Regions from separate parts of the Homo sapiens genome. Here region 1 is linked to region 2. Evidence: chromatin contacts called from ENCODE Hi-C or POLR2A ChIA-PET data. All regions are on one chromosome and are shown on one strand. The core of a region is the stretch at or near the end of the contact, and the rest is flanking DNA. Distances in the headings are between cores, read along the strand shown.

The links. Hi-C counts contacts between places; a loop is a spot of excess contacts on that map. ChIA-PET counts read pairs that join two places held with the same protein, here RNA polymerase II (POLR2A). Pooled maps may share reads with other maps.
Region 1: a pooled map shows a loop between it and region 2 (2.9-fold over the local background). The contact joins the promoter of CCSAP here to the enhancer-like site in region 2. A Hi-C loop is called at or near these places in 1 of 168 maps with a recorded cell type or tissue (CD14-positive monocyte) and 2 of 50 pooled maps. POLR2A ChIA-PET finds 5 or more read pairs at or near these places in 1 of 52 experiments (activated naive CD4-positive, alpha-beta T cell).

Annotation. Positions count from the first base shown.
Region 1 is chr1:229,341,357-229,345,836 of GRCh38, forward strand. CCSAP (centriole, cilia and spindle associated protein) reads right to left here and starts at 1,691. Exons shown (of 4, transcript NM_145257.5): 1 at 1,556-1,691; 2 at 743-1,157. The coding sequence starts at 1,109. RefSeq lists silencers at 740-939, 1,140-1,999, 2,846-3,140.
Region 2 is chr1:225,442,423-225,447,435 of GRCh38, forward strand. No RefSeq gene overlaps it. Among named protein-coding and RNA genes, the nearest start is that of LBR, 17 kb to the left of the region's middle. RefSeq lists enhancers at 2,214-2,283, 2,784-2,833, 3,729-4,289, 4,290-4,850, 4,851-5,013 and a cis regulatory region at 2,388-2,927. Within about 2 kb of position 2,614, at least 31 of the 41 ENCODE cell types and tissues checked have a DNase peak (open chromatin) inside an H3K27ac peak, as active enhancers do; they include CD14-positive monocyte, where a contact is called at or near this core.

The sequences.
Region 1 (4,480 bases), core at 441-2,940, 3.9 Mb after region 2:
GGAAGGAACCATTGGTTACTCCAGGCTGTACTGAGGCGTTCAACTGGGTCCCCAGCCCTGCAAGCCTCTGGGCAGGAAAGAAGGTGAAGGGGCCATGCCTTGAAAACACGCGCAGCGCCACCGGCGCTTTCGGATCTGGACAGGCGAGGGAGGATGGGGAGGGACGGAAGGGGAGAGGCCCTAGCACTTATAAAGATGCTCTCACAGCCAAGTTATTCAACACTCCACGTAAACAAATGCAAAATATTCTTTAGGGACAGCGTAGCGAGGTCGGGGAGTTAATACGGAAAACAATGGCCCCATTCATCAGACAAAGCTTAGCTCTGTGGTTCTTAACCTTTTGGGTTACCTTTGAGAATCTGATTAAAGCTGGGGCTCCTCTGATCAAAAATGGGCGCCTAGAAATAAGCAGATGGGACTCAGTGGTTCGCCAAGAAATAAGATGGGATTCAGAGGTTTGCCAAGCCGCAGAGGCCCGCGAGGAAAGACCCCAGACTCAGCCAGCGGCGCTTCAATTGAGTTCACCGCTGGCTCGACCGAAAGCCACCTAATTAAGGAAATAAAGGGTGGCAAAGGCTGCCACCTTCCCTATTTTGTCAAGAGAGACGGATTCTGTCAACCGAAAAAAAAAAAAGGAAGAGCCAGCCCCGAGTGGCGCAAGAAATAAGAGATCAGCTGCTCAGAGCTTAGAGCAAACCGTCCCTGCGTGCAGGCCCCTCGCGCTCCCCTCCGGGCCGGGTACCTGGCAGAGCCGCGTCCTCCGCGTCCTCGGCCTCCGCGTCCCCGGCCTCCGCGTCCTGCTCCTCCGGGGCCCCGCGCGCCCGCCGTTCCGCCTCCTCCTGGGTCGCCGGCTCTACGGGCGGCGGGGGCGAGGGCGGGGCGCACCGGGGTGCGGGGCCCCCGGCGCCCGACGACTCTGACGACGCCGAGTCCTCCGAGGAGCCGGCCGGGCCCCAGTCGTCCCAGAGCCAGGGCGCGTGCGCCTGCTCCAGCAGCCGGCGGCCTAGGCGGTAGTGCAGCAGCTCGCGGTAGCACGGCCCGTACTCCTCCCAGCGCGGCTCCTGGTAGCGCTTCATGTACTCGCTCTTCACCCCGCTCCCCGGGGACATGGTGCCGTCCGCCGCCTCGAGCGCCAGCCGCTCCTCGCTGCCCGCAGCCTACGGGACCCGGTACACGACACAGAGGCCGCCCCGCCCCTCCGCCGGCCCTGCCCGCCGCGACGTTTAAACCCGGAGCCCCGCCCGGACGGGAGCAGGGGGCGGGTCCCGGCGAGGGCGGGGAGGGGGCGGGGCGGGGGCGGCCTCACCCGGCGGCCGGGACCAAGAGCAGAGGCGGGGACCGGGGCTGCTGGGGTCGAGGGGCGCGCCGCCGAGGAGGGCTGCTCAGTGGGCGGAAGGCAGGGAGGCTGCGGGCTGGGGCGAGGGGACCGCAGGAGACTGGGGCTGAGCGGGAGGAGGAGCGAGGGAGGGGAGCGGCGGGGCCCGTGATCGGGTGGTCCTGGGGTCTCCGGAGGCGTCCCCTGAGCTAGGCGTGCGGTCCCGCGGGGCTGCCTTACCTCCTTCCCGCCGCGCCCGGCCGATCCTCTGCGCCCAGGCCCGAGGCGCGCGTGGCGCAGCAGCTAAAGCGCAGCTCGCTCTCCCGCGCGCTTTCCTCCTGAGCAAGATGTCGCCGCGGCGGCCCGCGCTCCAGCTGCAGGCGGGAGGCGGTGGCGCCGCCTCAGTCCCGGAGCCTCCACGCGCGCTCCCGGCCCCCGGGCCTCCGCCCGCTCCGTGGGGGCGGCTGCTTCCGTAGAGAGCGCGAGGCGCGGGGGTGCGGGCGTGCCTGCCAGTCCGAGGGGCCCAGGCCCAGGTCCCTGGCCCACTTATTTGAGGTGCCCGTCCACCCTGGTCCCAGCAGACGCTGTCCCAGGCACGCGTCACTCTGCAGGAGTCGTCAGTTAGGGGCAAGAGATGATCCCTCCAGATATGCAGCCCCCCCAGGCTGCGGCCGGGGGCGACACTCTCTGTCCTCACTCGAAACCTACCGGTTCTTCCTCTCTGTGTTCACAACACCTGTTACTCTGGCTTTAACTCCCTTTTATATCTACACTCCCCAAATTCTTTTAGATTTTGATCAAAACCATTTCACTCGCTCAGAGATTCGTTTGCACATAAAAGCTTGACAGATTAACTTACGTTGTGCAGAAGTATACAAAGTTGTCCCATTTGTTACAGTTTCAAAAGTGGCCCCACACTCTTTTCCCTTTTTACACATAAAACCTTCACAGATCCAGTTACTTTGTGCAGAAGTATACAACGTTGCCCCATTTGTTACAGTTTCAAAAGTGGCCCCGCACTGTTTTCCCTTTTTGCTCATAAAACCTCCACAGATCCGGCTGAGCGCTGTGGCTCACGCCTGTAATCCCAGCATTTTGGGAGGCCGAGGCGGGTGGCTCACGAGGTCAGGAGATCGAGACCATCCTGGCTAACACAGTGAAACCCCATCTCTACTAAAAAAATAAAAATAAAAAGAATTAGCCCGGCGTGGTGGTGAACGGCTGTAGTCCCAGCTACTCGGGAGCCTGAGGCAGGAGAATGGCGTGAACCCGGGAGGCGGAGCTTGCAGTGAGCCTAGATTGCGCCACTGCACTCCAGCCTGGGCGACAGAGCAAGACTCCGTCTCAAAAAAAATAAAAAATAAAAAATAAAAACCTTCACAGATCCAGTTACATTGTACAGAAGAATACAACGTTGCCCCATTTGTTACAGTTTCAGAAGTGGTCCTGCACTATTTTCCCTTTCTTAAAAAAAGAGCCTTGATACAGTAGCTGCAAAAAGATTTGAAAGGAAAAAACTTTTGGAAAATCTAAATATATATATAGCAGTTAAAAAGCAAGCCCAGGCCGTGAGTAGCGCTCACGGCTTCCACGTCAGGATTCCCACGAATTCACCTACTTTCTACGTGTCCGCATCCTGCCTCCCACCACCACCGCCCACCTCATCATAGCTAAATGATTCAGAGGCGGCTACTGGCCCAAATGGGGCGGGTCAGACCGTCTGCTCTGAAAACTTGAAGTTACTAGTCCAATCATTAGCACGGGATTGTGTTAATGGCAGTTTTCTGGACGGAAACTCCAGGATACCCTGCTGCTAATGAGTCCGCGGACGCCATGATTTCTCCCCTTCCCAACTTTATTTTCTGTTCCTTGACTTACATTAGGGACATTCTAATGCACTTTCCTTTTGTTTAAGCTGGCTGGGGTTGGTTTCTGATGTTTGCAACCAAAGTAGCCTTAATAAAGATTGAATAAGGTGGGGAAATGGTTATATGTAGTTCTATGGGACATGCAGGACACCATCGGTTTCAGCTTTTGCTGCATAATTCACTCCAAAACTCAGTGGTTTAAAACAGCTAAGATTTATTATTTCTTATGATTCTGAGGGTTAGCTGGGCAGTTCCTCCGCAGTTGGATTCTGATGGAGAGACAGCAGGGCTGGAAGTTTCAAGATGACCTCCTGATATAGTTGGGATAATTCCTCCAAATCTGAAGTTGAAATTGATCCCCAATGTTGGAGGTGGGGCCTAGTGGGAAGTGTGTGGGTCATGGGGGCAGATCCCTCATGCATGGCTTGGTGCCATTCTTCAGTAACGAGTGAGTTCTCACTCTTTTAGTTTGCATGAGAGCTTGTTGTTCAAAAAGAGCCTGGCATGTCCTCCTCTCTCTCTCTCACTCCCTTTCTCTCTCCATGTGACATGACAGCTCCCCTTCCCCTTCCACCATGATTGGAAGCTCCCTGAGGCCTCACCAGAAGCAGATGCTGACACTGTGCTTCCTGTATAGCCTGCAGAACCATGAGCCAAATAAACCTGTTTTATTTATAAATTACCCAGCCTCCGGTATTCCTTTATAACAGCACAAAACAAACTAGTACACCTCCCTTACATAACTGGCAGTGGGGTGGGCTGTGGGCTGGGCCGTCTTGGTCACATCCTCCAGAAGCCTGGACTGGCATCTCAAGGTCATATACATCTCCTGCTGCATTCTCACGTTCAAAGAAATCACAAGGCTAAGAGTCAAGGGAGAGAAATGAACTTCCCTTCTGCATAAGAGGAGCAGCAAATTCACATTCCAAAAGGGATTGCATACCGGGTGAAGGAATTTGCGGGCATATTTTACAATCTTCAACACAACACACACACACACACACACACACAAATATAAGGGCACTCTGGGAGGCCAAGGCAGGCGGATCACCTGAGGTCAGGAGTTCAAGACCAACCTGGCCAACATGGCGAAACCTCATTTTTACTAAAAATACAAAAATTAGCTGGACTTGGTGGTGCATGCTTGTAGTCCCAGCTACTCCGGAGGCTGACAGGAGAATTACTTGAACCTGAGAGGCAGAGGTAAGCTGAGATCATACCACTGCACTCTAACCTGAGCGACTGCACCCTATTTACAAGAGAGGCTTGCAAATATCTGGCTTTTCTAGGTTCTACA
Region 2 (5,013 bases), core at 1,364-3,863:
ACTTGTGTTACATGTCCCCCTTCAAAACTGGTGCCACATGTCTGTGTGACCTACCTGCTGGCCTCTCACTGCTAACTGAAGACAGGCACTATTTCCCCACCATAGTGGTCTTTTTGTCCTTCTCATGATTTATTGGATGCATAAAACAAACACATGAGCTGGCTCACACCTGTAATTCCAGGACTTTGGGAGGCCGAGACGGGCAGATCACGAGGTCAGGAGTTCAAGACCCATCTGGCCAACATAGTAAAACCCCATCTCTACTAAAAATACAAAAAATTAGCTGGGCATGGTAGCAGGCACCTGTAATCCCAGCTACTCAGGAGGCTGAGGCAGGAGAATCCTGTGAACCCGGGAGGCAGATGTTGCAGTGAGCTGAGATCACGCCACTGCACTCCAGCCTGGGCAACAGAGCAAGACTCTATCTCAAAACACACACACACACACACACACACACACACACACACACACACACACACGGAGGGCCAAAAAAAAATGGTAAGGAAGAAGAAGAATGGAGGCAGAAAAGATGCCACCCTGGAGAGGTGACCTGGCTGCTGTGGTAACGTGGACATGCTCAGCGCGTTTCAGGACTGTTAGGTTTCAGGGTCTGCCCACCTGCCTCTCCTGAGAGGGGGGCGACAGAGAGCTGGCTGCGTGCAGGGCTCTCCTGGGAATCTGGGCTCTCAGCCAGGCCACCCCACAGAAGTGTTCAGGGGCAGGGAGTTGTATATCCTGGAATGACTATTTAGAAAGGATATAACAGAGGGGAGAGAAAAATAAGGAAATGTGAGGAGTTAGGTCAATGCTTGCCCCTTCCCACGGGCCCACCCATGGTAACGCTGTGGCTCGCTGCAGGCCAGCCAGTATCTGGGAATACAGAGACGCATGATAGTGTCTTTCTACTCTGATTACAACTCCACTAGGTGCCAGCATTTTGCATGCAATCGCTCTATTAATCCTTTCAATGTCCTTGTGAGATAGGTCCATTTATCCCCATTCCACAGGTGAAGAAACTGAAAGAATGGTTGAATGACCTGCTCCGGCTGACACACGGAGTGAGTGGCTGAGCTGGGAAGAGAGACCAGTGGCGTGTAACTCAGAGTCCACGGTGTGTGATGTATGAAGGACTAAGAGAGACCAGTCAGGAGCAGCCGGAATCCCATCTGGAGCCTAAAGAGTTGTCTTTGGTGTAGAAAGTGTCTACCCCACCCCTAATTATATATCCAGTGAAGGCTGTTGCTTAACGTGGCTGTTGGCTCATAAACTGTAAGCACTATGAGAGCAAGTCTTTTCATCTGTGACCTCGATGTCCCCCTTGGTGCCATGGGCTGTGCCCATGTGCGCTAAATACACATGATCAGCCTATTGCTGTTTGGCCAGCTGTCTTTTTTTTTTTTTTTTTTTTTTTTTTTTTTGAGATGGAGTTTCGCTCTTTTTGGCCAGGTTGGAGTGCCATGGTGCAATCTCAGCTTACTGCAACCTCCACCTCCTGGGTTCAAATGATTCTCCTGCCTCAGCCTCCCAAGTAGCTGGGATTACAGGCATGCACCACCATGCCAAGCTAATTCTGTATTTTTAGTAGAGATAGGGTTTCACCATGTTGGCCAGTCTGGTCTCGAACTCCTGACCTCAGGTGATCCGCCTACCTCTGCTCCCGAAGTGCTGGGATTACAGATGTGAGCCACCATGCCCAGCCACCCAGCTGTCCTTTTAGGACACTTTCTGTACTCTCTGTAATAACAGAAGTCCCACACCAGGGCTGACTTTATAGAACCCTAGTTCCAAACTCTCTTAGTTCTGTCAGGAAAGCATTTGCATTTTTTTTTCTCCCCCGAGACAGGGTCTTGCTCTGTCACCCATGCTGGAGTGCAGTGGTGTGATAGCTCACTGCAGCCTCAAACTCCCCCAGCTCAAGCAATCCTCCCACCTCAGCCTCCCAAGTAGCTGAGACTACAGGCATAAGCCACCACACCTAGCCAGAAAAACTCTTTCTTTCTTTCTTTCTTTTTTTTTGAGATGGAGTCTTGCTCTGTCACCCAGGCTGGAGTGCAGTGGCTCGATCTTGGCTCACTGCAATCTCTGCCTCTCAGGTTCAAGCAATTCTCCTGCCTCAGCCTCCCAAGTAGCTGGGATTACAGGCATGCGCCATCACGCCCAACTAATTTTTGTATTTTTAGTAGAGATGGGGTTTCACCATGTTGGCCAGGCTGGCCTCGAACTCCTGACCTCAGGTGATCTACCAGCCTTGGCCTCCCAAAGTGCTGGGATTACAGGCGTGAGCCACCGCACCCGTGCCAGAAAAGCTTTTTTCTTAATAGCTCCCCTGGGAACCTCAGTTCTACCACCGAAGGTATACAATCACTCCAACAGATAACAAATCGACATTGTCGTGCATAAATGTAGAGCTGATCCGTATTTCATGTCAAAGGCCTGGACTGTGTGAAATTGGCTGGTATTTGTTCCAGAAGCACTTGTTCATGTTGAAGATGGGGCAGTTCTGAGTGGGTTAGCAGGCTGACGAGCTTGGCTCAGAAGCCGCTCACTATTGTTTGGGCTTTGCTTTTGACTTCACATCCTGAAATAAATGGTCGTTGCAGACCAGGCACGTGAGCAGGAAGTGGGCAGGGCTTAAAACACAGAGAAGTCATAACCTCTGCGGTTTGGTTCATGTTGTAATATGAAAACCAGGAAGCTTATCTTGCAGGAGGCTGATGTGTAAAAGTTCAGAATGGAGTGGAGCCCTCCCTCTTGGCACCCTATGCGCGGAGTCACCCTTTGTCTGCCACAGGAAGCACCCAGGTCCTGGCAGCTAGAAAACTGTAACAACTTGGAAACATTTCCCAAAATGTCATCATGGCATCAAAATGAGACAATCAATTTCTTGCAAAATTGTTTGCAAGAATACAATTTGATCAAAAGTAGAGTTAGACTTTTTTTTTTTTAAGACAGTTTCGATCTTGTTACCTAGGCTAGAGTGCAATGGTGATCTCTGCTTACTGCAACCTCTGCCTGCCAGGTTCAAGCGATTCTCTGCCTCAGCCTCCTGAATAGCTGGGACTACAGGTGTGCGCCACCATGCCCAGCTAATTTTTGTATTTTTAGTAGAGACGGGGTTTCACCATGTTGGCCAGGCTGGTCTGAAACTCCTGACCTCAGATGACCTGCCTGCCTCGGCCTCCCAAAGTGCTGGATTGTAAGCGTGAGCCACTACGCCCAGCCGAGTTAGACTTTCTCTAAGAACAGCCCCTCTGTGTGTTTTAACTTAAGTGAGAAACAACATGGGTGAGTCAGTGGTTGAAGGCAAGAGAGACACGGGAGAGACACTGATGCCCTGTCCATCCCTTCTCTGGGCCTCAGGGCATTCCAGCAGGTAGAGAACTCCACCCTCCTGCCTGCCTATCAGTCTGCTTGGTCTTGAAAGTCTGCTGCACAGAGTGGGTAGTGGCCATCTGAATCAGTGCTAACACAAAAGCTAGACAGCAATGCTTACAGGCTAGCCAGGAAAATGTTTTTACCAGAAAATTGCTTGAGAAGAGAACACAGAGTTTCAGTAGGGACATGACGATTGAGGATGGAAATGCTTGGTGAAGCAGAACATCCTGGCGTAGCCACAAGAAAACACAATAACCTTAAGGCAGTCACTCGAAGGCATCCTGGAGCCCCAGGCAGGGAGCATTTCACTTCACCAAGGCGTCTGGGGCCATCAAGTGGGAGAAAAAACTGAAGCCTAAAGCTCCTGCTACTGCTCTCTGAGCTCCCAGATCCCTGTACCTGACACCTGCCACACCTGGCTCGGCAGGTAACTAAGACTGGAAGAACCAGATGAGGAGTGGCTCTGCCACACTTATTTGAGAAAATGTCTGAGTAGTATCTGTCCAGCTAGGTCTTCCTGAGTTTCCCATGGCTCTTAAAGATTAGACATCATTAACTGAGTTTCCCAGCAGCACACCTGCCTGAGGTAGATTACAGTGTGGACTATTCCCTGTGAGAAGCTTCCTGCAGCATAGCGCCAGGGAAGGGCTAACCAAGATCGTGTCTTTGCAAAACACCTTTCAGACTGCAGCACCCCCAGGGTGAACTTCAGAGTCACTTTGATCTCAATTAGCATTCTTGGATATTATAAACAAACACCTAGACTCCCAGGGAGGGGAAAATCAGTACCCCAGGAAAATCACAGGAGATGGAGTTCTCAGGGCTTTATCACAGGCTGGCCATCGAAAGCCACAGGGAGCCCTCAGGCTAGCCAGGGTCACATCTCACCTCTGCCCAGCCACCCCAGGTGTTTCCTAGAAGCCCCCCCTTTTCCCGCTTTGGCCTGCCTGGCTCTTTTTGGCTTCTGAAAACAAAGAGAGGAGCTGTGTGCAGTCAGCCTGAGACACGTGGGAAGATGGTTGCTGCCCCTGCTGGCCCTAAAGCTCCAGAAAGCCAATGCCACCGTGCAGGCGGTGGAGAGCATATTCTGATATGGGAGGAGGAGGCGTCCGCAGACCCCTAGTTCCTAACTTTGGGTCATGGCCAAGGGACCTCCTGGGGAAAACTGCGTGCTAGAGAGCCGGTGAGCATATCTTAAGTTAGGCCCAAAGGGGACTGGGTGGGTTTCTTCCTCCAGCACCCCTGCTCTTCCCAAGAGGAGCCCCTTTCCTTCCCTGAGCTTCCCCTTCCCAGGCTCCTGTTTTGACAGGATGCCTGGGTCTGATCACAGCCACAGGCCCGTTTTGGGCTGTGTTCCCCCTGGAGTGTATTGGCCAAGGAATTCCTGGAGCATTTGAAGAAAGGCCCCTTCCCAGGGGCAGTATTCCTCCTGTAATTAAAAGGTTGCATTTCAAAGACACTTTTAATGACCCCAACCGTTGTTGCCAGAAAGAAAATGCTACAGAAGACGTGACTGACAGATTGCAGGGAGAGTGTTCAGCCCAGTGCTGGTGCAGATCCCCGTGAGGACACAGGAGCAGGGGGTTTTGTCATCTTGAGGACCCATAGCTGACCGATGTTCATGCACGCAGGAGCATG